Linked DNA regions of Homo sapiens: region 2 is linked to region 1. Evidence: read pairs that join two places in POLR2A ChIA-PET (ENCODE). Cell type or tissue: A673. All regions are shown on one strand. Each heading gives the region's core, and the rest is flanking DNA. Links, peaks and the distances in the headings are about the cores only. Region 1 overlaps ZNF536 (zinc finger protein 536). Region 2 has its middle 51 kb from the start of ZNF536-AS1.

Region 1 (15,556 bases), core at 5,638-10,637:
GCCAAAGCTTCATGAGCCTTCATTTCCTTGTTGGTAAAGTTGGATCACTGGAGAATGGTGCCAGTCACAGAGGGTCTGAGTGCTTCATGAGGCAATGGGCTTGCAAAGCTGCATGCACTTTAAACCCTGCGTGGCAGAGTGGGGAAGCCACTGACCAGGCAATGGCCGGCTCTGGGCTCCGTCTGGTGAGGCCACTTCCGAGCTGTGTGTTTGTAAATGCCTCCTACCTTCGCCCAGCCTCCAAACACTGCCTATGACATGGGAATAAGGCCTCCTACTGTGGACAAAAGGTCATCCAGCAGAGTCCCAATTGGTAGCCTCCCAACCCCACCATCTACAAGGTCTAAAGTATGAAAAAGGTAAACCAGCATAAAACAGCAAACCAGCAGGTGGTGATCCATGTCATGGAGTCACCATAGGATCCTCCAAAATGGTCAGCCCCTCCCCCTGCATGATCAACAAGGTTTCCTAATGCCAAGCACCACCGAGCCCTGAGTAGGAACTCCATGTAGACATAACACATCTTCACTCTCTCCCACATTGTCTAACCCAGAAATTAGAGCTTACTTGGTATTATCCTCCAAACACCCCTTTGAGGGGAGTAGGTGAAGGAGTTGGGGGTATGAGGACCTGGGGGGATGTGGGCACTGGGATGACAGGGAGAAAGAAGCAGACAGCAGGTAGAAGCTCAGGCCTCAGCATCCCATTGGTCTCTCAACATCTCCAAAGAGCTCCCCATTCATCCACAACTACACAGGTCCCAGGGCCCTTCAGTCCTACACGCTGGGGGCTTGCACCCGGGAAGCCCCCTGGCTGGCTCATCCCCTACCCCGAGAACACATGCCCTGATATTGAAAAAGAATTTAAGAGCTTCAGGAACTTGGGACTGCAATGAGATCTAAGAAATGTTTCCTCTCATCCTGAAATGCCTTAAAAATCCCAGAGCTGGCCCTACTGGCCCACCGGGCCAGAAATTTCTCTCTCTGTTGGACCTCAGAATCTCAACACATACTGTTCCCTCTTCCTGAAATGCAAACCCCAAACACCAGCCCCAGGCCCACCACCTGCATCTTGCCTGGTTAATCCCACTCATGTTTGAGGGTTCAGCTCCAATGTCATTTGCTCTCATCTTCCAGACTAAGTCAGGTCTGCCCAATCATCCCAGAATTTAACCTTCAGGACATTTCTCAGAGTTTGCACTGAGCGTATATGTGTGATTAATATCTGTCTCTGCCACCAAACTGCCACCTCTTTGAAGGCTGGGATGGGGTCTGTTTTTCTCACTCTTGTGTCCCTTAGAGCCTCCTGGCACAGTGTGTTCAATAAATACTGGTGACCAGCCGAATGAATGAATGAATGAATGAATGGTGTTGGGGAGGGCTGGCCACCCTTCCATGATCATGCAATCTAAGAAGTCTGCCTTTTCCTTTTAAGTACATAACTAGCCACCTCTGACCTGCCCTTCCAGGGTGTGGGGCCTGGCAGTGGGTCCAGGTGGCCTGTGTCTGTGAGTGGACAGGCTGCCACAGGCTCTCTCCAGGAAGGAAAGCTGGACGTGGGGAATCTGGTGTCTGGTATCCCAGGGCTCCATTCCCTTGTGGTCCATCAGTCCAGCCCCCTCCTCTTGCAGCTGCAGACTGCAGCTCCTCCAGGCTCTCCTTGAGAGAGTGCAGGGCTCCCACTGCCAGAGCACAACCCCGTGGAGGGCAAGGAGAAGTCAGCTTGGTCTTCCCAGCCTCACCTGCCCCAAGGTGCTGTGCAAAGCTTCCAGTCCCTCCTGCCACAGGGCCCTTCCCTGTCCACACCTGCCCCAGCCAGGGCTCGACATCCACACAGAAATTCAATCCTATTTTGCAGCAAGGCTGGTGGCTCTTGGGAGCCCCACCCCAGAGCTGGGCTGGGGGAGGCAGGTGGCTTGATTTGGGCCAACAGAACCTTGGGACGCGATAGGCTGCGCAGGTGTTGGCCTTGAACCGTTGCTGGTGGAGACTGCAGAGTCCAGGCCCTGGGGCAGCACCTCAGGCCGTTCGTTCTGCCTGGGTACTTCTGCTGAGTCTCTGGGCCTGAGGAGAAAGTCCGCCCAGATGTATGTTCTTGGGGGCATCCCGCCACACGGATGCTCTGCACGCACCACCAGAACAAGGAAGCAAACTTGGCTTTCCCATCTGCGTGCTGCTCCCGGGATGTTTCTTTCCCTCAGCCTGCAATCCAGGCTCTCCCATAGCTCCCCCATCCCTGCACCCCCATCCCTCTGCCCTGGTTCACTCCTTTTTGGGCATCACCCAACACTGACTGCTAAGGCTCACTTCCATGGCAAACCTGTGGTCTGTCTGGTTTACGGTGGCACCCCCAACCTTTAGCTAGGTGCCCAGCACATAGTAGGCACTTACTGAATAAAAGGCAACATCACATTGCTCGATTCGATACCAGTGACTTTTTCTTTCATATGGAAAATCATTTTCTCCATTCCCTCAGATGTCCTTCTGCACTAATATTCAAAGCGGTGCTGCGTACACACGCACATCATCCTGGGATGCTAATTTCTATCCTATAATTGAGAGAGACAACTAAATGTTGCAAGGTTATTCAAAACTCCTGCCCCTTATCCTCTGACTTCTCCTTCGGGGAAAATTGCACAGGAATACATTTCCTCATCTATGTGTTAGAGCACGGTTATAATCCACTATCATGATTGCAATTTTGGGAATCAAAACGGAGATCCAACACAGCAGTGTGATCTACATTTTAGCCACATATATTATAATAAATTAAGTCAAAGAAGGAGTTTTGCATTAACTCTCGCTGTATTCCTTTAATACCCTGTAAGAACACTGAAGCTACCCTTCGTAAGTGCTTGGCCCTTCCTGCCAGCTGCCCAGGGCTGCCAGGTTGCTGCTGCCCCTTCGCCTGCAACAGGAGGTGACAGGGCCAGCTGCGAGGTGATGGCTGGACCGTGCTTGGAGCATTGACTGGATCAGGCTTCTGCACCCTGGGTTCAAAGCCACAGAGAGGCTGATCTGGTCACTGGCATGCAGAAGTTTCTGGAAAGAAGGAGACAGTTCAAGCAGCAGGCTAATGGGAGGGTGCTAGACTGACCTCTGTAGATAACTCTGCGGACCTGGCAAAGGAGGGGGTAGGTACACGCTGTGCCCACCACGTTAATGACCTCGCCCAAGTCCTTTCCTATTTCGGGGCTTCTGTTTGCACCCCCAAATCATGGAATGGGGGCAGAGGACTCTAATTGAGATGCAAAGGTTTAATCACACAGGGTTTTCATGTGTTAAATTTGTTTTTTTGTTTGTATGTATGTATGTATTTATTATTTTTTTGAGACAGGATCTTGCTCTGTTGCCCAGGCTGGAATGCAGTGGTGTGATCATGGCTCACTGCAGCCTCGACCTCCTGGGCTCCAACAATCCTCCCGTGTCAGCCTCCCAAGTAGCTGGGGCGTATGCACCGCCACACCCAGCTAATTTTGTAAATTTTTTGTAGAGACAGGATTTCACTATGTCACGCAGGCTATAAGTTTGTTTTTAACATATACAAATTTGGGACATTTCACTCACACATGGTCAGCATTTCCAGCTTCTCCTGAGAAACTGTGTTATCTCCCAATGCTGAGCCCATGGGCCCAAAGAGCAAGGGTTGATGGGCTGGGCAGTGGATGCGTCCTCCCCACCGGGCCCCTTCCCCACCCTCACTACCTGGCTGGCCCCCACCCTGCAGGCATCTCTCTGAATTTGCCATCTCAGCCGAGATGATCCTGGGAGCCCTTTCCACCTCTAAAAACGGCCTTAATAATCTCAGTTAGGCAAATAAGGCAGAAGCCTCCAGACTAATTCTCGTAATTATGATGGGTCTGTTATTTCAAAGCCAGTGATGATTGTGGGGTCAGGTACTCAGAGGAAGAGGGAGAGAAACAGACTTTCAAGTGATAGCAAATACCCTTTGATTCTTCGCTATGATACCAAATTGCATCCAGAAATGCTGAAACGTGTGCTCAGAACCTGAGTCAGATTTCAAAAAGGCCCCAGGAGGAAGGGCAGTGATCAGAGGGAAAGATGGATCAACCAGAGAACCAGGCGATGTAAAGATCACGTCCCAGGACTCGGTGGCTGGGCCTGAGCCAAGGGGACAGTGACACATTTCTTCACTGCTGCACTGGCCTTGGGATCTGTCACCACACCTGGCCTTCCCCTATCTTCTCCAAGTTTAGAAGGCCCGACCTTCTCCTCCCTGCCTTTCAAGCGTTTCTCATCACCACTTCACGAAGCCTCGCCACGAAGCCTCGCACTTCCACTGCCGCCACGAAGCCTCGCCTGGCCTCCCGGCACACTCCGTCTCTAAACCTTTTCTGAACATTTCTATACAATGACATGCTGCTTTGGAATGCTCACTAATTTTTCTCATGTGTTTTGATTCCAGCCTACTTACCAAGAGTACCCCGTGGGTTTGCCTGTCTCGTAATCATCAACAGAGCCGAGCGAAGGGCTGGCCCACAGAGTCACTCAATGAACACATGTGGGTTGACCTTTCCGTGGTGAAAGGCGCCATTATCATCTCCTCCAGGGCTTTCTTCATAGGGCTTCTTCAAGGAGAAAGAAAGATCTGACCAAGTGACAGAAAACACTTTAGACTTTCTGGCCTCATTGTCTCACTTAAGTTTATGTCCCTAGTGTTGGCTTGAACGTTGTCCTTTTCCTGTTGCCCCTGAGTTCATTCATTCAGCCAGCAAATATTCATGGAGAGCCTGCCCTGCACAGGTTCAGTGCCGTGGAGACACACACCAGGCCGGCTGGTCCGTGCAGGGAGAAGCTGCCCAGGAGGACGGAGGACGGCAAAGGAGGCACCTGGGTCCTTCCTGGCTGATGTTTGCATCTTGTGGTGAGGTACCTAGTTCTCTCTATGGTCCTCATTCATCTTAGAGCAATTAGACCACAGCAAACATGTCCACCCAATTTTCCCTTCTGCCCTTGTCTCTCTGTGGATAAATCTCTGGGCCTATGTAGGATTCTCAACTGAGCACTGGGCATTCTTTTTTCTTTTCTTTCTTTATTGCTTTTTTTTCTTTTTTTTTTTTTTTTGAGATGGAGTCTCACTCTGTCACCCAGGCTGGAGTGCAGTGGCATGAACTCGGCTCACTACAACCTCCGCCTCCTGGGTTCAAACGATTCTCCTGCCTCAGCCCCACGAGTAGCTGGGAATACAGGCACCTCCCACCACGCCCTGCTAATTTTTGCATTTTTTAGTAGAGATAGGGTTTCACCATGTTGGCCAGGCTGGTCTCGAACTCCTGACCTCGGGTGATCTGTGCACCTTGGCCTCCCAAAGTTCTGGGATTATAGATTATAGGGGTGAGCCACCACGCCTGGCCTAGAGCAATGGGCATTCTTATTTTACTTCTGGGAGATTCCATTAAGAAGAGGAAGGCCAGGAACAATTTTGTATCTGCTTCTATATTGTCCACTGTGGATTTCTGGCTAAGGTATAAGACCGAGAAAGCCCCTGTGTTTTACCAATGGCTTCCTGAGGTGCCTTCCTGCTGCTGTGATCATAGAGCGCTGTCTGAGATCCTACTCTGTCCTAACAGCACGGGACACTTCCCATGAGGATGATTCAGGTTTTTATCCTGAAGGCGCTTCACATGCACCAGGGAGAGCAAAATAAATATACTAAAAGTAATGGTGATAATAATAATAAAATCTGAACTCTTATCATAAACGATAACTACTTCAATAGCAGTTAACATTAATCGAGCACATTCTATGTGCTTTCAAAGCATTGTCTAAATCCATCCTCACAACAGCCCTTTGGGGCAGAAGTTGTTGTTATATTTTGGGTTATTTTTTGAGACAGGGTCTCACTCTGGTGCCCAGGCTGGAGTGCAGTGGTACGATCATAACTCACTCTAACCTTGAACTCCTGGGCTCAAGTGATCCTCCCATCTCAGGCTCCCAAGTAGCAGGGACTACAGGTGTGAGTCACCACACCCAACTAATTTTTAGTTTTTTCTGGTGTTTTTTGTAGAGATGGGGTCTTGCCATGTTGCCCGTGCTGGTCTCAAACGCCTGGGCTCATCAAATGATCCTCCCATCTCGGCCTCCCAAAGTGCTGGGATTACAGGTGTGAGCCACCACGCTGGGCCACAGAGTTTTATTATCTCCAATGTACAGATGAGAAAACTGAGGCTTACAGAGGTTGAATTACAAATCCAGGCTCACACAGCTAGTAAGGACAGAGCAGACTGGAGTCAAGGTCACTGGATTCCTGATACTGAGCTCTGCAAGCTACCCAGAGCCGGAGTCAACAATGAGGGGTCCTCACGTTGCAAGTACAATATGGAGATGAAGGGATGAGAAGAGTTTCTGGATGTGGAGGCCAAGACAGGTGCTTTGTGCATGCAGCATGGAAGCACAGCCTGGAGGGGCAGGTATGGTGGGGTAGGGGTGGTGCCCTCTGGAATCAAGCAGAAGAAGCTGGTCTTGATGCCCCAAGAAAAGCCACCAGAAGAGCTGCATAAAGTCCTGGAAAAGAGAGGTAAGGTCCTCCTGCAGGTTGGGACACTGGGTCTTCCCGTCTACTGGTCACTCTTCTACTTGGTCATCTTTCTTTGCTCCAACACAGTCACACCATTTCTCATCTCCCTGTGAGTCTCTTTGACCCCCCTGCAGGACCCAGGGGTTCTGGCTTCCAGACACCACCATTGTAAAATAATTACCAGAAAACCAATCAGAAAGAGAGCATGCGAAACCCAGCATGCCACCCCTGCCACATCAACGAGATTAAGGGGAGGCTCAGGGTGAAAACAGACTTTTTGATTTTTTTGAGGGTGGGAGTAAATTGAATAACCTCTCCCTAACCACCCAGTTGGATGTGGACAAACTGCTTCAATTGAATAATCTATGGAGGCTAGTAGAAGGGGTGTGTCTGAGGTCTGTGCTCCTCTCCTTAGGGGAATCACTTTGAAAACATACGCCATTTGGCACAATCTGCTCAGCTTCAAAAGCAAAGCAAAGCCTGCCACGGGTCAAGGACCACTCTGAGGCAGGTAGAAACAGGACCTGGCTCGCCAGGTCTCACTGAGCTGGTGCATTGCTCCCCCACACAGAAAGCCAATGGGCTCTCGTGTGTCCCACACAGCACCCAACGTGCCCCTCACCAGTCAGTGCACACAGATGCTGATAAACTGCTCAGCCCTGAGTTTGAGGGTCTCAGAATCCTTCAAAATCCCCCCATCTGCAGGGGAGAAAGAAACAGCTTGGTGGAGAATGTTCTAGCATTCACACATCCCAAGCACCTGGTCTTCCACCAATCTTCCCACCAGGACCTTGCTCCACCTCCAAAACAAGTTGGTTGTGACCACCGGGAGCTGTGTTTCTGGAGTCCCACATTTGGGGTAAATCCTCCATCCACCCTTCAACTCTAGTCTAGAGTGGAGGACCTGGTAGACACACCTCCCTGTCTGTCCCTGTTGTAGCCTGGTTCATTTCTTCTGATATTAGATGCCTTGTTTTCCTCTCTTCATCATAGACCAGATTCTTGTGTTACAAGACATTTAATAAATGTTATTTTTAACTTGGAACTATTACAGACTGCTGATTGAATGACACCAATGTCACAGGAGTCACCGGGGTTGGGGGCACAGAGAAGATCAACATAATTCATGCACTTAATCCAATATGTCCATCCCAAATACAAATCCCACCAGAAAAAGGTGCCTGCTGTCCTGCAGGGTCGTTGCACCTGGGATGTAGGACTCCTAAGCGCAACTCCAAGAACCTAGGCGCTGATTTCACTTGCAAATGGCTCTTATATTTTATTTTCTTGCGCACACAAGATGTAGGAAGGAAACAGCAAACCCTCATCTAGCCACACCCTGCTTCCATTAATTGCTAGAGAGCAGCAGCTTGCTGGTAATGGCGCCCTTTCAATAATACTTTCCAGCTAAATTGTTTTGTGGTTTTGATTCTATGATATAAAAAAAATGCTTTCCATTATTCTAATGTGTCACGTGTCTTGTGAACTGGTGACCTAAGTGTGTGTACATATAAAGAAAATATGAAAGAAAAGAAAAAAAAATAAAATATGATGACATCATTTCAAAGGCATAAGCTTTTAAAAATGCACCCAGAGGGGATTTATTTCCTTACTCCAGAGCAACATAACACCATCCGGCTGATGCGCTGTTCTCTTTTTTATTTGGAATAGTGCCATCTTTGTGAACGCCTGGTTCATGCAAGTTAATCAATTTGAGGTTTAGTTACACTGCTGAGGCTTGCATTCTATAGATTGCTAGAAAGTAATTCGAACTTGCAGAATTTATTAACCAAACACCAATTATCATTAAACAGCACTGCATTATCCAGCTTTACTACCTGACAAGAACTACTTAATGAAATTTTAGATTAAAGTTATTCAGTGGTTGATTTATTGTACAAAACTCTAATGTAGCCAATGTACAGATGCTGGGAGCAGCACTTTTTTTTTTTTTCAAAATGGTTTACTCAAGGGACCTCTAACCCACACTCGTATCACAGCAACGAATGTGACCCAAAGAAAATATTTGATTTTTTTTAAATATAATGCATTATGCTTGGACAGGGGTCTGTTTTGACCTGCATGGCAAAAACTGTTTACTGCACAATGTTTGCAAGATGAAACAGCCACAAAATGTGTTACATATAAGGCTTCAGAGTAAACAGGAGCACCAGATGTTCTTTGATGTTAATAATGGCATTTATTATTAATATTAATTAGACTGCATTCAGCAATACATTTGGGCCATTTCCAAGTCAATTAAGGAAAACGACATTCGGGAGATGTTCTGAACGACATTTTAAGGCAGGTGTTCCGCAGTCCCCTAATAAAACAATTTTGCAGGCATTGGAAAAACAACCATTTTAAATTCTGTGTTTTGCAGTATATTTTATGGTTCTAATTCTCTGAATTTTAAAAATGTGATCAACAATTTCTCCAGTCACCAGTAAGAGGATCCTGAAGCTCAGAAACTTTTCATCATTTTAAGTTTAAAATAAAAGTCTGTATATCCATAAAAGCTTTGCCATATGCTTTGCAGACAAAAGTTTGCACGTAGATGATACATCGAATTATACTTAATGTAAATGTATGGATTATCCTCCAAGGACCCTTTATGGACTCTGCCTCATTTCTAATTTCCTTTATAAATCTATGTTATGAAAATTAGGGAGGGGAAGGATAAATAGCACCAGAAACCCTCTAAAAGCTTTGTTTAATTCTTCGTGATTGTCTCAACTAGACACAAGTTAACTTGTCATTAACGTGCATACGGTCTCCTTGCATTTTACCCCACCCATGTAAGCTCTGAGCCACCCCAAGCATCCGACTTAAATAATAATGTGACAACTGCAAGGTCCTATCTGCTAAATTAATTATATTTAAAATTTTACATGTGTATGTTAATTTGTAACACTTTAATGTCTGCTGTGGGGGTGAGTTACGTGTCTGTTTACCACCAAGCAGTACAACAAATTTCAGCTCATACCCGAAAATGCTTTCAAACCCTGCCATGGCCGCAGACACAATGAAGGCTGAGACAACTGCTTGAATTCGTTCCATTCCTTCCCCTCTTTTACTAGCACCCCAGACAGACCCACAAACTAGATATTCTTAGTGGAAAACATAAACTGTAAACATATCAAAATATACTGTTAGTCTCTGCCTCATCAGGAATTCATGAACCTGAAGGCTTTTTTATGGTTTGTGTATAAATTAAAATTTCACGTCATAGCTGCATTAGCTTTTAATGTAAACAAAATATATTGGGGGTCTGTGACATTCTATCAGACAAGGGAAGGAGTCAGGAGCCCCAAGCTGCGAGAGATGAACCAGAGAAAAGAGTTCTTGAGCAGGAGCTGAGAGCTGGGCAAGGTGTCTGGTGGGGGAAGGAAGGAAAAAGCCTCGCCAAGCCACATCACCTTCCGGATGCTCTGCCAGGAGCAGCCCATCTTACCCACGGCTCCCCTCCATTCAGGCTCTGAAAACTGAAGATGCTTGAAACGATCTCAAGTGGTGATGGTCATCCTTGTACTCCACCCACACTTCAGAGTGTTATTTCCTTTGTTCTCCAGCCAGGGCTCAGCCTCTGAGGAGGCCAAATGGGAGATATGATATCCATCCCCACTCTACGCCTGACCCGGGCAACAGACTCATGGCAGCAGACACAGGTCCTGCCAAGGATGCAAAGCTACAATGCTGATCAGCATCTCAGGTCGGGGACAAGAAGATGTCACTCTTCTGATGTGACGGCATTCAAAGAGGGAAGGCAGGACATGTCTCCCAGTCCAAGGCGATGAGGATAACTACAGTGGGAACATATCCTTCTCCTTGGAGAGAGGTGAGGATGCATCTGGGCTGAGAGCCACCTACTTCTAGCTTTCCAGGAAGCTCTGATGTCTGCTTCCTTGCAACCATAGAGGAGAGGTCAATGGCCAACACTCTACATCGAGGAGCACTGACCCATCATGAAGGAGGGAAGCAGCGATCCCCGCGTCTCTGTAGAATGCCTCTGCGGGCAACTCATTGCCACCTGCCTTCCTCCCTAAAGCTATCACTGCCCAATCTGCCACAATAAAGAGAAAACAGGGCAAGTTGAAGCCTCCCAAAGAGGGGCTGTGCAAACTCCTCCCAAAGACAGGAGCACAGACTGTCAGAGGCTGGCTAGGTGGTTGCTGGAACGCCAGGTCTGAAAGTGCCAGCCCCATCACCTGGGTACCTGTCTGCCTTGTGCTGGATGCCTAATACCCCTCTCTGGCACATTAACAATCTGCGTATTCATTTATCAGCAGTACATTTTGAATTGTATATTTATGGCACAGTGCACTTTTCATAGCTGAAAATTAATGAACATGCCTTTCTCATAACAAACAAGCACCTGGCTGCATAGTTAGTAATCGGAAACAGATTTATTTTTATTAGTGTATATGTGGGCAAAATTTCTATCTTTAAAAAAAAAGCTATGCTGAAGTTTCGGTGATATGAATGCAGGCTGCCCCCGGACACTTCCATTTTATAAACTTCCACTTCTAATTTCCCCCCACAATATTTTCATGTCAGATGCAGTGATAATGCCTTTCAACAGAATGAAATCATTTGTTTGTGAGGCCCACTCATCTTGATAAAACAAGATCTCGGCTCCTGCCATGCACTACCCACCACAGGAACATGGAATTTCACCAGCTATAAAACGAAGAAAGAAATTCACGATTCAACAGTTTCCACCAACTTCTGCTTCTTCCCCTGATGAAGTAGTTAATAGCCATTGTACTTCGGATCAGATATGTAGGGTGAACAAGTCTAGAAGTCAAATGTGCAACATGAGAACTGTAGGTAAGAAAAGTGTACTGATTGTGGGATTCATGCTAAATGAATTTTAGATTTTAGATTTTAGCTGCTCTTGCCACAAAAAAAGGATAACTATTTGAGATGATGGATATAATAATTTGCTTCACTACAGTAACCTTTTTACTATCTATATATGTCCCATAATGTCATGTTGTGTGCCTTAAATATACACAGTAAAATTATATATAAATATATGTTACTATATATAAATTATGCACAAATAATATATATTATATAGCTATATATTATACATAAATTATACAGATATTATATATAAATTATATACTATGCATACATTATATATTATAATATGTTATACATATAATTATGTATGTATAAGATATAATATATATCATATATGTATGTGTAATACATATGTAATTATAATCATATCTTATACATACGTAGTTATATATGTATGTATAATATATGTTACATATTGTATATTATACATAATATATACATTACATATTATATATATTATACATATTGTATACATTATATAACTCGATTTGCAAGTTTTGTCCCTCTGGCCTTCTTGGTTCAGTTACTTTTGGAAAAAATCTCAATCCCACCATTTAAAATCACAGTTGAGGCCAGGCATGGTGGCTCATGCCTGTAATCCCAGCATTTTGGGAAGTCAAGGCAGGATGATCACTCAAGCCCGGGAGCCCCAGACCAGCATGGGCAACACAATGAGACCCCATCTCAACAAGAAATTTTTTAAAAATTAGTCACCTGTGTTGCCTGGCACACAACTGTGCTCCCAGATACTTGGGAGGTTAAGGTGGGAGGATTGCTTGAGCCCAGGAGGTCAAGGCTGCAGTGAGCCATGATCATGCCACTGTACTCCAGCCTGGGTGACAGAGCAAGACCCTGACGCAAAAAAAAAAAAAAAAAAAAAAAAAGAAAGAAAGAAAGAAAAGAGAAAAGAACCACGGTGCCCACACCCACAAATGTAGTCACTAAGGAAGGGCACCATGGTTGTTTAATTTCCTGGTTGGTGTGGTGAGGTAGGGCAGATAGGACTTGAATTTTGAAGGTACCCTCACTGCTGTCAGTGAACGCATTTTCTAGGGCACCTAGGTGCTCTGTTGTAGGCCTCTTAGAAATTAAACCAGGGCTCCCTGCTCCACCTGGCCCCCCTCTGCTGCCTTCCAGCCTTCTCTGTGGGCCGCAAAGACTCACAGTCTCATGGCCCGGATCATTAAATCAAACCTGCCTCACATCTGTCATTCACCATGTGGCAGCTCAGTTTCCTTTTCAGCAGAATGGGGTCCTTTTCTGACCTGGTCCCAGTCATACCCCAGGCAGTGGGACTGAAGAATGAAGGAGAGTGACCAGAAGAAAGGTCCTCCCCATCCTCTACAGCCATAGCCCTTGTTTCCCTTCCAGAATGTCTTCCAAAGCCACTCAGGCAGGGGTCTGCAATGGCAGCCCAAGGGTGTCCCCATGCCTAGATGGTGGCTTTCTACCTCTCATAGCCCTTTTTCCCATAAGCCCCTGCAAGCCTGGGGTCATAATTCAGCTTCCATGGGCAATCGGTGAATGGTAAAAGGCTCTAGTGGTTGGTGAGGCAGGGGGAGCCGACAGCCCCATCCCCTTTGCTGAGCAATTCCCTTTCCAGACTGCTGGGGCACAGTGCCACAGGCCCTGTTCCATGGAAAACGAGTTCTGGGAGAGGCCTCACTCATTCTTCCATTTAATGAACATATATTTACCATTCATCACTCCTAAGTTAAACAGGCAAGGATCCTGCCCTCACAGATCTTGAAGTCTCGTGGGGAAGAAAGCCATTAATCAAATAATTACTCAGATAACTAAATGTGATAATACCTGAGAAAGAAAAAAGCATGGGCAATTCTGGGTTCATCACGTATGCGCATGAAACACTTGAACAACCTGCCTGATTGTCTCTTATTTGTGCCTACTGGGTTAAAATAGTCATAATATTTTGGCTTTAGATACTTATATTTGGTATAATTTTAGCTTCCTCCAACTTAAGGTGTCTTGATTGTTTCTCCTTTGACTTGCCTTATCTTCTAGTAATCTCTTAACCTTCTTTTATAATGTTTCATTTCCCTTTTTAAATACCTTTTAGATATGTTTTTGGAACCCTTTTTCTCTATTCTTTACACCTTAAAACTAGAACACTGTCAAGTTTTAATCTTTTTCAAACTCTAAGTTTCTGTCTCTCCCTATTTTAAGTTGCTTTTTTGTTTGCTTTTAAAAAGGTTTATTGTATTTCATTGTCTTACTATCCCTAACAGTTTATTTTAAAGTGCATTCTTTTTAATCTTATTTTTCTCAACTTTCTCTACATAAACTTCTAGCTCAAGTTTCCCAGTTTTTTGTTTTTTGTTTTTTGGTTTTTTTTTGAGATGGAGTCTCGCTCTGTCACCCAGGCTGGAGTGCAGTGGTGGGATCTCGGCTCACTGCAACCTCTGCCATCCGGGTTCAGGCCTCAGCCTCCCAAGTAACTGGGATTACAGGCATGCATCACCACAACCAGAGAATTTTTGTATTTTTAGTAGAGACGGGGTTTTGCCATATTGGCCAGGCTGGTCTCAAACTCCTGACATCAGGTGATCCACCCGCCTCCACCTCCTGAAGTGCTGGGATTATAGGCGTGAGCCACCACGCCCAGCCAGGTCTGTATTTTTGACATGCAAAATATTCACTAACAGGGTATTAAGTGGCAAAAGCAGATCACAAGACCAATTTGTATACTACGATCCCCCTTTTTGTGAAAATGAAAAGATATTTAGATAAGTAGTTTTTTCATAGAAAAGCCTGAAGGGATATAAAGCAAAATGTTAAGAATGATTATCTCAGGGCAAAAGAGTTAAGACTGATATTTTCCTTCCTTACATGGATCTTTGGCTTATACCCTTCTGCAATGATCACACATTAGTTTTATAATCAGGTTAAACCAAGCCCAAACAAGGAAGCTATTTTTGTTGTGGGGAAAGGGATCAAAATAAAACCTAGTTGTGGATTACTCGAGGCCCAATCAGCTCGGCAGACCGTCCTTGGAAAGAAAGGTTTCTCCTCTGCAGGATGGTTTATGGGTCCAGCGCACATGCACCCCACACCCCCACAACCTGCCCGCTTTGTGCAAGATCTGCCAATGTCCACAGTGTGGGGGCATTCCCAGGCAGGTCTTTCCCCAGGGCAGAACCTCCCCTCGCCTCAGCACAAAGGGGGCCCTAGAAGTCTCTGTTAAGGGACCTAAAAGAAATATGAAACTGGGGAACAGCATCATTCAAACAGCGCAGCTGAGTGGAGATGGGCTTGTTACTACCACACCAAGAAGGACTTCTTGCCTGTGGCTTCTCCTAGTCAACTAGCTTAGATTTTGTTGTTTGTTTGTTTCTTCAAGAATCATTGTCAAAGGAGATGAACATCCTCTGAAAGAAACTAGAGGGGCAACTTTAGGGACATAGAGAAAAGTCATCAACCACCCAATCTCATCAGGAGGGGAAGGGCAATGCCCTCCAGAGCTTTTATGCCAGGTTTCCTGTCTGCTTATGAAACAAACAAGGAAAATACATCATGAAATATAAATAGGAATATTTATATTCCATAATTCCATATTCATTTTCCATAAATGAAATCATACTCTACCTGCTGCTGTAAATAGGAATATTTGTATTTCATTATATAAATAATATTTATATTATTTATAAAGATAAAGTAACAAAATTAAAGAAAATTTTCTAAAAAAAATCAACAGATGAAGAGATTAAAAATTGGGAATCTTGGCTGAGCATGGTGGCTCACACCTGTACTCCCAGCACTTTGGGAGGTTGAGGAGGGCAGATCACCTCAGGTCAAGGGTTTGAGACCAGCCTGACCAACGTGGCAAAACCCCATCTCTACTAAAAATACAAAAATTAGCCGGGTGCGTTGGCGCATGTCTGTAATCCCAGCTAGTCGGGAGGCTGAGGCAGGAGAATCACTTGAACCAGGGAGGCAGAGGTTGCAGTGAGCCGAGATCATGCCACTGCACTCCAGCATGAGTGACAAAGTAAGACTCTATGTCAAAAACATACAGACTTATGCTATCGTTTTCAAAAACTACAGACTTCCACAGTAAAGGAGTCATAGTTTCCTCAACAGATTCTTTTCTGAAGTACATTTAAATTGTTTCCAAATGTTTTCTTTATAAACT
Region 2 (15,556 bases), core at 7,128-12,127, 100 kb before region 1:
TCAGGGGTTTGGCTAATTCCTAAAATATCCACAACCCCAATTGAATTAAGAAAACCCGGGAAGGACGGGAGGGCAGCCTGGAGGTTAGGGCTTCCCAAATGCAACACCGAGGTGGCCGGGGTGGGGGCCGTGCGGGGAGCAGGCTGCCGCTGGCCGGGATCCCTATCTGGCGCGGTCACCATCACCGCACATCCGCCCAGCATCCCCTTCCCTTCTGCACGAGTAATTAAGAAACACCTGTGTTTCTCCATCAGACTGCACGTTGGGGGAGAGCTTCCTTGCGTCGTGCAGGGGCCCACGGTGCTCCTGAGCCCATTGGGGCAGCGGACGGCCTCCTTCCTGAGCCTCCAAGTGGGGGTAGCGGGGGAAAAGGCCTCCCAGGCTCCAGCACCACTAAACCTGCCTTAAAAATGGCTGAAGCCCCCACCGAACTTTGCAACCAGAATGAGCTCCTCGAGGTGCCGTCTTGCCAGCACTCTGGCCGATGCCAGCTTTCTCACAAACGAACAGCTTGTATCCCCATGAAAATCAATGGATGGAACAAATTGTATTAAATTATGTAAAATGATACTAAAGAGCACATTCTACCAGTGAAAAGAAAAAAAAAATAACCCCCAGAAAATCTTATTTTAATAAATCTGGCAAAAATATAGAAGATAATTAGGAAGGGGAAAAAATTGCTAAATTTTTATGACACTTAAAGACGCATCCCCTGGCCATCGGCAGAGACGTGGGATTTATCCCCTCATAGGTCAGACACGCATAATTCTTGTGTGTGTCTGACACCTGTGAGTTATTTATCATCCCCGTGCTCTGGCCGGAGCCGTCTCCTGCCCGGCTCCTTGCCATAGAGACAGACTCAGCCGGTAGCAGAATCAAGCAGGCATTTTTTGGAACCAAATGCCCTGCCCTTTTACATGGATGTTTTTTTCTTGGTAAATAACTGTGATTAGCATTGAACTTACAATATAACCTCTTGCCCACATGTGTGGAAAAAAATCATTTTAAAATATTTTAGCCACTGCCACCGTTTCAATTCTATAGGGCAGCTACCATTTTTTTTTAATCAAGGATGTCCTGAGACATGGGAATGAATAGGTCAAGAGGCCTTTCTCAGCCCCCATGCATTCAGCCCTCAGCTCCAACCCCCAAAGGGCATGTCATTCACCAACACAGAGTCCATGGCATGCCTACATGGCATAAAGGAGCCAGAACATGGAAGCAGGTGTATCCAGGTTACTGTTTCTGTCCAGAAACGGTTTGAACTGACTTGGGCTGGGGAGCTCCCTGAATGAGGGATCCTGGAGATTAGATAATTTTGCCTCTTGTTTTCATAACCTCTCAACATTATGACCTTGAGTGAATTTTTAAACCTATCTGACACTGCTTCTTCACCTGCAAGGTGGATGCAGTAATGCCAACCTTGCCCGCTTCTTAACAGGACTAAAATAATTCAAATAATATCAACCTTCTGGTATAATTCCTAACACGGAGAAATAATTTCATAAATGGTAGTTCCTAATATTGTTAGTTTATATTAATAATTATCATTTCTCATTTTAGGACATATAATGAGGCCAACACAAGTTAACTAGCTTTCCTCCTAGATTAGAATGGTGTTCTCACTGGGAAAATCCAAATAGGTGATTTTTGAGATCCAATGCTTCTTGGGCCTCTGTTGGTCAAGTGATCATGACTCCCTGATTGGGGGGTGAGGTCAGAGTGGGGCCCAGTGAGTCATACCCTTTATTGTGTGAGGGGCAGAGCTCAGCTGTGCTTGGTTACCTATGCTCACCTGTGGGCCCACCCTCAGCTCTGGCCTCATTGTGAGAGAAGCTGGCTCCTTGAGCCTGGCTGCATTCCTGGTATATTAGTCCATTTTCATACTGCTATAAAGATACTGCCCAAGACCTGGTGATTTATAAACAAAGGAGGTTTAATTGACTCACAGTTCTGCATGGCTGGGGAGGCCCTCAGGAAACTTACAATCATGGCAGAAGAGGAAGCAAACATGTCCTTTTTCACAAGGCAGCAGGAGAGAGAAGAGTGAGGAAAGGAGGAACTTGCCAAACACTTATAAAACCCTCAGATCTCATGAAAACTCACTCACTATCACTAGAACAGCATGGGAGAAACTGCCTCCATGATCCAATCACCTCTCACTGGGTCCCTCCTTTGACATGTAGAGATTATAGGAATTACAACTCAAGATGAGATTTGGGTGGGGGATACAAAGCCAAACCATATCACCTGGTATTCCAAGGACACACCCTGATGGCTGAGCCCAAATCAGCCCTGCTCCCTAACAAACCCAAGCTTCTGTAGATCCTCAACACCAAGACTCCAGACATATTTAAAACTGAACAAGCCTGAAATAATAATGCACTTTACAATAGAGATCAGGCTTTTTATTGTTTTCCTTCCAAAGATGGCCCATTATATAGGTGATGGTAGCTCAGAATCAAGAATACATGGCATGATCATAAAAGTGTTACTACCTAGGAAGCCATCACTGCATGTGTTAAGGGCTTTCCCAACACTGTTAGATCATTCTGGGCTCGGGCTCAGATTCCCAGGGGAGCTAGCAGTTGATGAGGTAAGGGCAGCACCCTGAGGCTCAAGGCAGGCTCTAGATTCCAGAAACAGGCACAGGTCCTCACAGTGGGAATGGAGACAGATGCTAAAAGCTTTCATAGATGACCCTGTGTGGGAAACCTGGTGGGTCTGGAAAGACAGGAGGGAACAGGAGGGGTCAACTTGGAGGGCCAAGCAACCAGGGGTCACATGGGCATACGGCTGAGCCTGGACCCATCCACCTGACTACTATGCTATTATAGGGCTCCCAAGGCATACCCACACCCCAGAGTGCCACACACCCCACAATACGCCAGACAAGTCCTGGACCTCTTTGAGTCATTTATGAAGGAGAGGCAGAGAAGTCACACAAAGCAGTCATGACCACACAGCCAGAATCACTCCGAAGCCCATTTCCAATAAAGGACACCACTTCTCTAACCCATGAAACATGGGACTCTGTAGAGTCAGTCTGTTCATTCATTTAGTCATTCACTCATTCATTTATACAAAATGCACTGAGGCCCCTCCAGTACCAGACACTATTCAGAGTGCTACGGGATCCACTATCAAACAAAACAGATAACACCCCAACATTTGCAGCTCTGTAACATGCAAACAGTAATAAAAGGCCTGGAGACAAACTAAGCAGAAAGAGGCAGAGGGAATTCTAGGATGGGGCTGGTCCAAATCTTAAATAGGAGGACTCAGGGAGGCCTCACTGAGAGGCTACAGTGGAACAAAGACCCAGAAAAGGTGAGGGATCAAACCAACCTTGCAATTATGCATGGAGAAGTCATTGTAGCAGCAGAGGCTGTAGCCCATGCAAAGGCCCTGGGAGGCTGCTGGGCCTGAGCACAACAAGGAGGCCAGTGTGGCCAGACCAGACTGAGCAAGGCAGAGAGCCAAGAGATAGCAAGACTCAAAGCCAGGGCATAGTGGCAAGCCAGATTGCATGGGGATTGCTGGCCACTGCCTTGGCTCTAGAGGCATTGGGAGCCCCCAAGAATCTGAGCATAGCAGTGACAAGGTCTAATGCAACATTTAAGAGAATCACTCAGACCACTGTGCTGAAAATAGTACCCAGGGAAGAAGCCAGGAGACCAGCTAGGATTCTGTTTGATAACGAAATAAGGGCTGTTCCTGGTCTAGGCCCATCTCATGGCAGGGTGGATAAGGAGATGGCAAAGGCTATTCTTTCTATCTGTATTTTGAAGGTGCAGTCTGCAGATTTGCTGTTGGAATGGATATGGGGTAGGAGACAAAAAGAAGGGTCAAGAATGACACCAATTGTTCCACTGGTGTTCCAGTCTGGGTGATGCAGCAAGATCCCATCTCAAAAAAACAAAAAAACAAAAAAACAAAAAAAAAAACACAAGATTTTTAGCTGGAAAAAACCAGAAGGACAGAGAGCTGCTGTTAACAGAGATAAAAGAAAAAAAAAAACTCTAGGAGGAGTGGGTTCTGGGTCCAAGATGGGGCAGGGGCTTCCTAGGTTGTCTGCCTTGGAGGATACAGGAGGTCAGGGAAGTGAGGTATTTGGGGTTCCAACATCGCAGGCAGCCGGTGAGGTGGCCTGCAGGTGGTGAGTCTGTCAGGGCCAGCAGCCTGCTTTTCCTCCCCAAAGCACCACCCCAAACATCTGACCTCCCCGTCTCCCTGGTGACTCCCAAAGCTGGGCCTTCAACCTACAGCTGCGTAGCGGGGAACCAGGGAGCTGAGGGTAAAACAACATATATAAAAAGCATCCCCAGATAGTCTGAAAATACAGAGGTGTAAAGCACAGCATCCCAAATAAGCCTCCTGCTAGAGGGACTATTTTTAAAAAGACTTTTAAGAGGTGTGAAAGTGACGCTGTCTATTATGCGACTCCAGCAAGGCACCAAATCTTAGGTTTTCGAACAACACATCCAGAACGGCCACTTCTGACCCACCGGTGGGCATGAGGCCCTGCCATGGCCCCAAGCCAAACATGCCCCTGGGGGGACATGATGGCACTTGGTGCATTAGGCTGTCCCCCAAAAACCAAAGGAAAATTGAACTCCCCTAAACACTGCTGGTTCATAGACTCTGAATGACACTTGAACTTTGCTGATGTCTCTGAGATTTTGCTTTTGCTAAACACCATTTAAATCTACATTATTAACCTCCTTCTTTGGGGCAATATCAGCTGCTGCCATATTTAGAGCTTTTATGTACAGCAAATTGCCCAAAACACCCAAATAAATAACAGGGAACCCATTCTTCCCATCTGCCTAAGGGTCAGTTGAAAGCCAATGGAAATAACTAACTCTCTCTCTTGCATCAGCAGGAGAAATGGACGTTTCAAGCCGGGAAGTTGATGGTGAGCTAGTTTTGATTACTAAAGGTTTCCATTTAAGTGCAGAAGCCAGAAACTTATTTTTAATCTTCTGTTTTGAGGAGTGCGGATATGAATTGAAGGGCACTGCACGCTGTCTGGGGGACCATTTCAAACTGTTTTCGTTTAAAATACAAATTAATCAAGGAAAGAAGCCTGAAGAGGAGAGGGTTTGAAAGAGAGAGAAAGACCTAGAAGCACAGGTGGTTTCAGATGACGCTGTGAGGTTCCCGGCCTCTAAGCAGCTGCAGAGCTGAATCCCAGTGGGCTATGTCCTGATGCTGGCCCCAGGGCCCCACGGCATCCACCCAGCCTGTGGGACACCGGCTCCCACCCGGCTGCTCCTCACCCAGCTTATGTCTGTTGTAACTTTACATGTTCTCAGGTTTAAAACAAAAACATAGTTACTTTATCACACTGAATTATGGCTGGCAGTTTTAAAGATATTGTTTTTAGGTCTGGCGCTTGGAGGCCACCCTGCATAGCTTTCAAAGAAAATGGAGCTCTCTTGGGCTCAGATTTCATCTAATATGGACTGTTTGATGAGTCTGGAGAGAAAAAAAGGATGCTTGATTTCAGCCTCTGAGTCCCCCCACTGAGAAGAGCTGGGCTTTGTACACCCAGCTTGCAGCATGGAGAGGCCACACCCCCTTTCTAAAACTCTGGAATGAAAATTCTGGCACGATATGTGAGAAGGAAGGTCAGTTACTTCCAGAAAGACCTTCGAAGCATCTGTAATGATCTATGAGAGACACCTCTGCTGCTCTTAAAAGGGGAAAAAAAGTCTAATAATACCTAACTGCTTCATTCCTGGTGAAAATTTTGTTTTTTAATCTAGTATCTCAAAACTACTAAACATAGCCACCTGCCCCTTCCCTGCCAAGCAAGTATGTTAGATGCTGTTCTTCAAATCTGACTAAAAATACTTCCTAAAGACAAACGTGATATTCTAAATGTCACCGCAGAAGACTATCAGAGCAGTTATTTTCTATTTATCACAAATATTGTCTGATGCTCTGTATCTAAAGAATACTCTTGATTAGAAGCCCCTTCCTTTTGTTCAGCACTTCTAAAAATATAAAGACTATTATAAAAAATAAAATGGAATCCTAGTACAGGTGACACAAATCTTTTCCATCAGACTTTTCAATTTTTTTTTTTTTGCCAGAATTGGGGTAGCACATTATTATGAGGATTCAAAAAGAATAATTAAAGTTCTGCATGGACACAGATCTGCCGGAGGGAGGACCTTTTATGTTGTTTTGCATTTCGTGTGTCATTCAAAAGGTTTGCAACTGGGAAATGATGTTGAACTAAAATAAGACAGGAACACGTTGACTGAAATTATACCCTGTCCAATGAGTTGACACCCCTTTAGACAGCTCACCCCGATGTCTCCAGAGCCACCACTGCAACACATGGGGATGACATTTAGACTCTGCACAGTGGCCCAGGAGAGAGGCCGTCTCAGAGGAGGGAGGGTGCCCACAGACCCCTGGATGGCAGGAGGAAAAGCCAGGAATCACCGGAACCTGCAGGACTTCCATTCCCCATCTGGGTGAATGTCACCACCAGGCAGTTCCACTGTCCCTTCCAGGACCCAGCTTGCTTTATTTGATCTTGACCCAAAGAAGGTTAGTTTTTTTGTCATTGTTTTGTATTTGTGTGTGTGTGTGTGTGTGTGTGTTTTAAAAATGTTTGAGTGAACGTTTAGCAGTAATGATGTTTCACATGAAGACCCAGAACCTTTATTTTAAAAACAGGTTGCTGTGGCAACACCGGCCCAGCTTTCCCTTATGGCAGCACCACAGGAAGAGAGCAGAGGCTGCCCCTTGAGGCCAGGCATTTGCTCTCCAGTTTTCCACAGTCCCCACCACTCCCTATTGTACCTTAAGAGTCTGGCTGAGTGTCAGCCAGCATGTATTCTTGCACTAAACGTGTTCTTGTTATTATGGTAAAGGAACCCTTTTGTGTACCTAAATTATCACTACAAAAAAAAAAAAAAGCATAGAGGAAGAAAAAAAGAAAAGGGAGATGGTGGGGCAGCATGCTTTAAGTAAGATACAACAAAATACTCTTGCTCGTGAAAGCAGAATAGCCCAATAAACAGATATGTATGTAAATATCAAGTCCACATCACTCTTTCATGTCACTTGCCTGGCACCTATTGGCTTCCGTTCATTCAAAAAATATTTACTGAACACCTTCTATGGGCAAAGCACTGATCTAGGTACTAATTAGCAAAGCAAACAAAAATTTCTGTCCCCCACAGAGCTTGCTTTCCTGCAAGGAAGAGCAGGGAATTAATAAATATAGACAGACATGAGAAATAAGTGGATCACATGTGTGTGAAAAATACTACAGGGAAAAGCAGAATGGAATGTGGAATACTGGGGGTGTGCATGTGAGTCGGTGAGCTCTGGGCTTTGCTATTCCTGCCTTTGTGGCCCCTGCAGGATCTCCTGTCCTGAAAAAGTCTCCTCTTTCTACTTCATCCCTCATTGCTCTCTCCCTTCTCTGGGGACAACACTGGCTGAAGGCCACACACTGTGGTTCTAATGAAGAACATATATTGAGCTGCTTTGAGGACCTTGGTCTGCTGCTTGGCACCATGGAGGAGACAGAATTCCTGACCTCACAGAGCTGAATCTCATTTTGGATCCAGACATGTACCTAAGTTACTCTCAAATTAGGTAGCAAATGCTAAGCATCACAAAAGAGGCAAGAAAAAATTAGTATCTGAAGTTCATAGGAGAAGGCATTGCCCATCAAACCAATCAAACAAAATAAAGTTTTAAAAACATCCAAAACTAAAATGGATGACAGAAAAAAAAAGATAAGCAAGACAAACAGAATTCAACATGCACATAACTAGTGCACCCGAAAAAAAAGAGTATTTGAAAAGTCACACAAAAAATGGGGGGTTAGGGATGAGAAATTACGTGGTGGGTACAATGTACATTATTTCAGCAATGATTACACTAAAAACTCAAACTTCACCACTACATAGCATATTCATGTAATAAAACTGCACTTGTAAATGTATACATCCTTAAACTTATACAAATACAAAAAGAATTTATACAAAACTGCACTTTTAAACTTGTACCAAAAAAGTAACAAAACCCCAAAGATGTAATAAAAGAAAACTATCCTCAAATAAAGGAATGCAGACTTTGGGTTGAAAAACAGAGTCTTAGAAAATCCTGGAGCATTTTAGATTTCAAGGAAAAAAAAAGAATCCTATGGATTCCATATTAAAACAAGGAACAAATAAAATAAACAAAAAGTAATAAATCAACAAAAAGATTTGAGAGTATTATGAAAATATACAAAGGTAACTATTAGAATATTTAAAATGCAACAACTTTTCTATACTATTAATGGAGAAATACAAGTACATACACAATAAAACAAAGAAAGCTCAGATAACATAAGACAAAAACAAAAGAAAGACAAAAGAAAGATTTAATGTAAAATCACAGAACTAGAACCAAATACATTTTTTGCATCAATAAGTATAAGTAAGCCAATCTTATCTATTAATAAAAATATGCTTTTCTTTGGATGTATGTATAGTGAAACGGATATATCCATTTCATTGGATGATGAAAGGAAAACAAAATATTATGCTGTCTATTTAACTCATCTAAGGTAAAGTGAATCAGAAAGATTAGAATTGTAATGATTGGCAAAGACAGAACACAAACACATACTAAGAAAAAAGGAAAGATTTTGATAATTTTATCAGTTAAGTTTAAATTTAAGGCAGGTGTTTAACTAGACTAAGAGACACTTCATAACAATCAATTGAACAAGACCCAATTACCTAAGTGGGGCATTATACACTAAAGAAATTCACAAAGAACAATATGAAGCAAAACAAAAACAAATACAAAAAGTAAGAAATTAAAAAGCAGAAATCACCAAAACAAAATAGTGAGACTTTAACTCATCGCTAATCAAGTACTTAAAAACTAGGAAGCATATGAAGAAATAAACAGCACAATGTATACAGTAAAGCCAATAGAGATGCACAAAATTCCATTCGCTTAAAATAGAAAACAAACACTCTTTTTGTTGTCCGTGGAATAAAACGCAATAGACCACATTTTGCTCACATGGAATTCTAGTACAGAACCATGCTTAAGACAGATAGGCCAACAGTCTCTGTGTAGGATGTATATGGATTTAGATATTAATTCTTAAAATAGAAGACAAAACAAAACAAAAAACATTTAAAAACTTTTTAAAGATAGAAATTACTCAGGATAAAGTGGAAATGAAAGGGAAATTGCAGAATCTCTGGTTAAAAAAATTGTGTGGCATAGGGGTTAAAGATATAACAGGAGGGAGAATATAATCCTTAAAATGTAAGCTATTCAGGCCAGGTGTGGTGGCTCATGCCTGTAATCCCAGCACTTTGGGAGGCCACAGTGGGCAGATCACGAGGTCAGGAGATCGAGACCATCCTGACTAACACAGTGAAACCCAGTCTCTACTAAAAATACAAAAAATTAGCCAGGCGTGGTGGCAGGCGCCTGTCGTCCCAGTTACTTGGGAGGCTGAGGCAGGAGAATGGTGTGAACCCGGCAGGTGGAGCTTGCAGTGAGCCGAGATTGCACCACTGCACTCCAGCCTGGGTGACAGAGTCAGACTCCATCTCATAAAAAAAAAAAAAAAAAAAAAAAAAAAAAAAAAGTAAGCTATTCAGATATGGTGGACTCTGGGGACTGTGGGGAAAGGGTGGGAGGGGAGTGAGGGATGAAAGACAACACATTGGGTTTAGTGTACACTGCTTGGGACATGGGTGCACCAAAATCTCACAAATCACCACTAAAGAACTTACCCATGTAACCAAATACCACCTGTTCCCCAAAAACCCATGGAAATAAAAAAAAAATAAAAATAAAAAAGGAGGCTATTCAATAAGAAAGCAAGAAAATAGGTGAAATGAACATTCAGTTCACAATATAGAAAACGAGGAACCAAGTATCTTCAATTTGTGAAGCCCAAATTCACGAAATCAGAAACAGTAACATGGATACAACTATAAACACTAAATAATATATATAAAATAACACAATATTTAATTTTGTGCAAGTAGCTTTAAATAGATTAAGTTAATGCCTTTTTGTGAAAAGGGTAGTTACCGAAATTGACCACAGAGGAGAGAGAAAAAATTTAAACAGGGCAAGGACCATGAAAAAAATAATTGAAAGAGTTCTCAGGGAGCTGCCTCAAAAATGCACCAGGCCCTGGTGTTTTCACAGGTTAATTTTATCAGTCTTTCTCAAGACAGATGACACCCATGCTATTTTAACTCTCTAAGAGCTAAAAGAGAGAAGAAAAATTTCCAAATTCTTTTTTTGAAGGTGATATAATATGGTTATCAAACCTGACGAAAATATTAAAAATCAATCAATCATGCTTTGTAACAGCAATGCAAATAACAAATTCTAAATAACATTTTTAAGGAGATTGCAGCAGTAGTACATTAAAAAGAATAACAGGCCTTGATCAAATAGGGTTATTTCCTTAAATAAAAAGAGGTTTTAATATAAGGCAATCTATTAATATGATTCACTATTTTAATATTATGTCAGAGAAAAATATTTGATCATCTCCACAAATTCCATAAGAGGCATTTATAAATTTAAACACAAATCCCTGATTAAAACAAATAAACAATCAACCAAATAGTCATAGAAGGATATTTCTGTAACATGCATACAACCAGATGCTCGATGCTGAAATGCTGAAATCATGCACGCTGAAGTCAGGGACAGGATGTCCACTTCCACCACTCTTACTGCGCATTTCTCTCAAATATATTAGTCATTGCAATGGAAAAGGAGCAAGAAGCATGAATTCTAAAATTGTTTAAAAAAAGAGCAGGTTATGATTATTTGCAAAAAGATATGACTCCATACCAGAATACTTATGAGAACCTGCTGAAAAAAGATGTTAAAAACAATAGGAAAATTTAACAAGGTGGCTGGTTATAAAATGAATATACAAGAATCAGTGGTTTAAGTTAACCCAGACAATAACCAATTAGAAAAACATGATCGAGAAAAAGATTTGATTTACAATGGGATACAATGAGAGAGACAGACAGAGAGATAGAGAGGCAGAGAGAGAGGGACAGAGAGGAGAAAAGAGAGAGAAGAGAATATACCCAGAAATAAACCTCAATATGAATTTAGGGGCTAAATAAGGAACAATTATTTAGAATGACTGGGCAACATAAATAGGAAGCCCTATTTTGCTCTTAGACGTAAGACTCCAAGTCATAACAATATTAATTCTTCCTATAAATCTATAAACTTAATGTAGCTTTTTACCTTCTCCTCCCCCTGCCACCCCCGAAAAATTCTACGGAGCATTTTCTGGGGAATATAATTTTAAAATAAGATTAAATATCACATAAAATAAATACAAAACTAGATAGTAAAATTCTGAAAAAAAAAAGAATAAGCCTGACCAGATACTACACTGAATTGCAAAATCATTGATATGGTTTGAAACAGGTGCAGAAAAAGCAGACATGTCAATTGAGTAAAATAGAGCATACTGAACTAGGGTAAACTCACATGAGAATTTAATAAATAATAAAGGTGGCTTTTAAATGAGTGGGATAAAGAAGAATTATTTAATAAATGGTGTTTGGTTCAATTGGCTAGCCATTGGGTTGGAGAAAGGACACAAAGAATAAAACTGGAACCCTAATTCACTTTTTACATCAAAATAAAAGGAAGATGGTTAAGGATCTAAAAGCAAAAATTGAGGCCGGGCGCGGTGGCTCACGCCTGTAATCCCAGCACTTTGGGAGGCCGAGACGGGCGGATCACGAGGTCAGGAGATCGAGACCATCCTGGCTAACACGGTGAAACCCCGTCTCTACTAAAAATACAAAAATTAGCCGGGCATGGTGGCGCGCACCTGTAGTCCCAGCTACACGGGAGGCTGAGGCAGGAGAATGGCGTGAACCCGGGAGGCGGAGCTTGCAGTGAGTCGAGATCGCGCCACTGCACTCCAGCCTGGGCGACAGAGCGAAACTCCGCCTCAAAAAAAAAAAAAAAAAAAAAATTGAAAAGGGGGAGAATAAAAGAAAACATGGGGTTAATATAAAATCAAGGAGCAAGCACGTCATAGATGCCATAACGTGACTGATAAATCTAAGCATAAAAATCCTAAAACCTCACTATGATAAAAAAATAAACAAAATCAAAAGGCATATGGCAAACCGGGAAAAATATTTACAACATAAATGACAGAAATGGGCTAATTTCCTTAATATATAATAAGCTCTTGCAAATTGGTGAGAAAGATACAAATCATTCAATAGGAAAAAAATGGGCAAATGAGATGAAAAGTCAATTCACAGAGAAAGAAATAGAAATGATTTTTAAACATATGGAAAGATGTTCAATGTCACTCATAATTAAAGATATGCAAATAAAAACAATCAGAAACCTATCAGATGGGCAAAGGTTTCCATCTTTGGGAAGTCCTGCTTCTTGGAATTTGTTCTACAGAAACCTACTTTCTCTCTCTCTCTCTCTCCCCCGCCCCCGCCCAGTCCCCACTGCCCTTCCTTTAAAGGTGGCCAGTTATGAAAGAGAGAATATATATATATATAGTTATGTATAATCAAATTGTTCATCAACAGGGTAATGGTTAAGTAAATTATAGTAGATCTCTAAAAAGAGTAGAACTCTACAAAGGAACTAGGAAATCTCCACAATTATTATTAATTTTGCCATTAAAAGCAATGGCAAAAACCGCAATTATTTTTGCAACAACCTAATAACAAAAATATGGAAGAGGTGGAAAAATATGCACAATATACAGATGAAAAACCAACAGGGCCACGTGCAGTGGCTCACGTCTGTAATCCCAGCACTTTGGGAGGCCAAGGCGGGCAGATTACTGGAGGTCAGGAGTTCGAGACTAGCCTGGCCAATATGGCAAAACCCCGTCTCTACTAAAAATACAAAAATTAGCTGGGCATGGTGGCACGCACCTGTAGTCCCAGCTACTCGGGAGGCTGAGACAGAAGAATCGCTTTAACGCAGGAGGCGGAGGTTGCAGTGAGCCAAGATCGTACCACTGCGCTCCAGCCCGGACAACAGAGTGATACACTGTCTCAGAAAAATAAATAAATAAATAAAAGAACCAAACAAAGTCTAGAACTGCAAATATGATGTGTTTCAATCTGTGCTTAAAAATTAATGCATATATTTGTATTAAAATGTATTAAAATATACTCATTATCTATGGTCGCTCAATTTGGTTAGGCTGAGTTTGGAGTAAGAGAAAGACTCAATTCTTCTTATACAAGTGTACCTTTTGGTACAGTTTTAGTTATGTGCTTGTGTAAAAACAAAACAAAACAAAAAACACTTCCTGAGTGCTTAAAAATGATGGAGGCATACCAAATTTGAAGAAGATGCTCCCAATTGCCAAATCTGAGACAATTTGAGCAACAAAATATTGACAGTCATGGATTTATAACCCATCAAATAAAATAAATATCAGTGCATCTACACTGATTTTTCAAAATGAATAACCAATAGGAGAGAAAGAACAGCTTTTCTTTACAGAAGAATTTGAATTTAAGACATGTAGGATTGAGGGAAATAGAAAAATCACAGTTGGACTATCATCATAATAATTGTTACAGGCAAGATCGCCCAACGGATATAAACGTTAGTGAGCAGAAGTATGAAAAGAAAAAGGACCCGTGTTGTCTCAGAGTATCTGCCCACACGATGCTTTTTCATCATAAAGGGAAAAATAAACATAAAAAAATTGACAGCTGAGAAACCTGGAGGACACTATCTTAACCGAGTGACCCAAAGTTAACATCACCAGTAAGGAAAGATCACCTCAAGTTCCTCCTGACCGGATGCACTGAGGACGTGACATCAGTCCCATGGCATCTTTGGTACAATTGATAGCTTCAATCTAATCATAAGAAAATAGCAGGCAAATATCCAAACTGAGCGTTTTTCTCCAAAGTAACTGACTGTTACTCTTCAAAAATGTCAAGGTCATGAAAGACAGAGACGAAGAAACCGCCCCACGTTGGAGGAGGCTAAGGAGCTATGACAATTAAATTCAACATGAAGTCCTGGATTGGACCCTGGCCCAGAGAAAGGACATTAGTGGGCCACTGGTGAAATTTTAACAAGGTCTATAGATTAATTCGTAATACTGCATCAAAGTTAATTTCCCAGTTTTGATCATTGAACTAAGGGAAGGTAAGACGTTAGCATTTAGGGAACCTAGGCAAAGGGGATGAGGTAACTCCTCATACTATCTTTTTAAACTCTTTTAGAAAATCTGATATTTTGAAATAAAAAGTTGAAAAGGTACATTTTAAAAAATGTTCCTGGAAGTCCCACTGGGAGAAATCATAAAAGATACAAGGTAGTTAACAGATCTACAAGTCATTACATCAAAATGGAAAATCCCAACGACATGGATCTTTTCCCTGGGACTGGTTCAGCCTCATTTTAAGATGGGAAGCCGTGTTTTCCTCTCTCCATGGTATCTCCATATCCAGAGACCTCAGTGAGAATCAAGTGGGCACCCCGTTTCCTCTGGTTGGTAAAGAGGTGATGGTCCCGCAAAGTCAGGCAAGTCACTTGGGGATAGAAATGTTGGGTATGGAGTCCCAAGAGTGCTTGAGAGCTTGCCTGAAATCTAATTACTTATATCCAAGAGTCTCAACACCCTACTGGATTTGGGGGGACAGGGGAGATCCTACCACCATCTCCTCTCCACTTAATTGATCTTGGATAGCGAATCACCCATTCACAATTTCCCATTTCTAAATCTGTAAAATGTAGAGCATAAAACTCAATAAAAGAGTGAAACGATGTTTCTTTCGGGAGCACCAAATCCTTAAGCTGGGCTGCTCATTTCATAATCTCAAATCCCTTTAGAAAGATACAGAAATCACAGAGGACACAAGACCCATCCTCACTTCAGTGTGCAAACCCAGGAAGCTGCCATGAGAATTCCAAAATGCCCACGACCAAACAGCAAAAGATCCGTGCACAGGAGCCTTGACTCCTAACTCCCAGGGCTGCCACTGATCCACGCTTAAGAGATGAAAATTATTTTGAAAACCAAGTCCAAAGGGCACAGGCATATATTTGCAGCAGATATTGACACGAGTGTTCCATGGACCTAGCCAATCAGAAAGTAATTTTATAAACACTGTTATTAAACAGAAGGGCAATTACTTTAAGTACTGGAAAAATGTCAGGGTCATACATGAATTTTGTGGGTATCACATTTTGTTTGACACTCAGTGGATCAATGACTCCAAGGAAATTTATGCAGAAATAGTACGCGCCATGTCACCAACCCTAAAGCTAAACCTTCCCTACCCAGATTGCCCAAATTTAGAGAGAGGAATGACTTCTGGTTTACCCAGTTTACTACATATTCAGAAATGCAGTCAAAGCTCTTTATACATAAAAGTATGGAAGTAATTAAGGATTATGTGGTAAGTGAACAAATATGGTTCATATGACTGCATATTAGGAAGAACACCTTTTATTTCTGTCTTTATCAATGGAACAGAGCAGGGGGTTTTAATGCAAT

The links. ChIA-PET counts read pairs that join two places held together with the same protein. Peaks named below come from ENCODE experiments on the same cell type or tissue, not always from the same donor. Only the 100,000 strongest peaks of a DNase experiment are listed, where the experiment ranks them.
Region 2: POLR2A ChIA-PET joins it to region 1 with 5 read pairs; 2 of 35 experiments call an interaction of 5 or more read pairs at or near these places.

The regions. Positions count from the first base shown.
Region 1 is chr19:30,505,555-30,521,110 of GRCh38, reverse strand. All of the region lies in intron 2 of ZNF536 (zinc finger protein 536), which reads right to left. Among named protein-coding and RNA genes, the nearest start is that of ZNF536, 140 kb to the right of the region's middle. RefSeq lists an enhancer at 7,756-9,077. In A673, for the core only: no CTCF peak of the experiment used is centred there; a DNase peak (open chromatin) is centred at 8,180.
Region 2 is chr19:30,611,412-30,626,967 of GRCh38, reverse strand. It overlaps a transcript of ZNF536 not described here. Among named protein-coding and RNA genes, the nearest start is that of ZNF536-AS1, 51 kb to the left of the region's middle. In A673, for the core only: no CTCF peak of the experiment used is centred there; no DNase peak of the experiment used is centred there.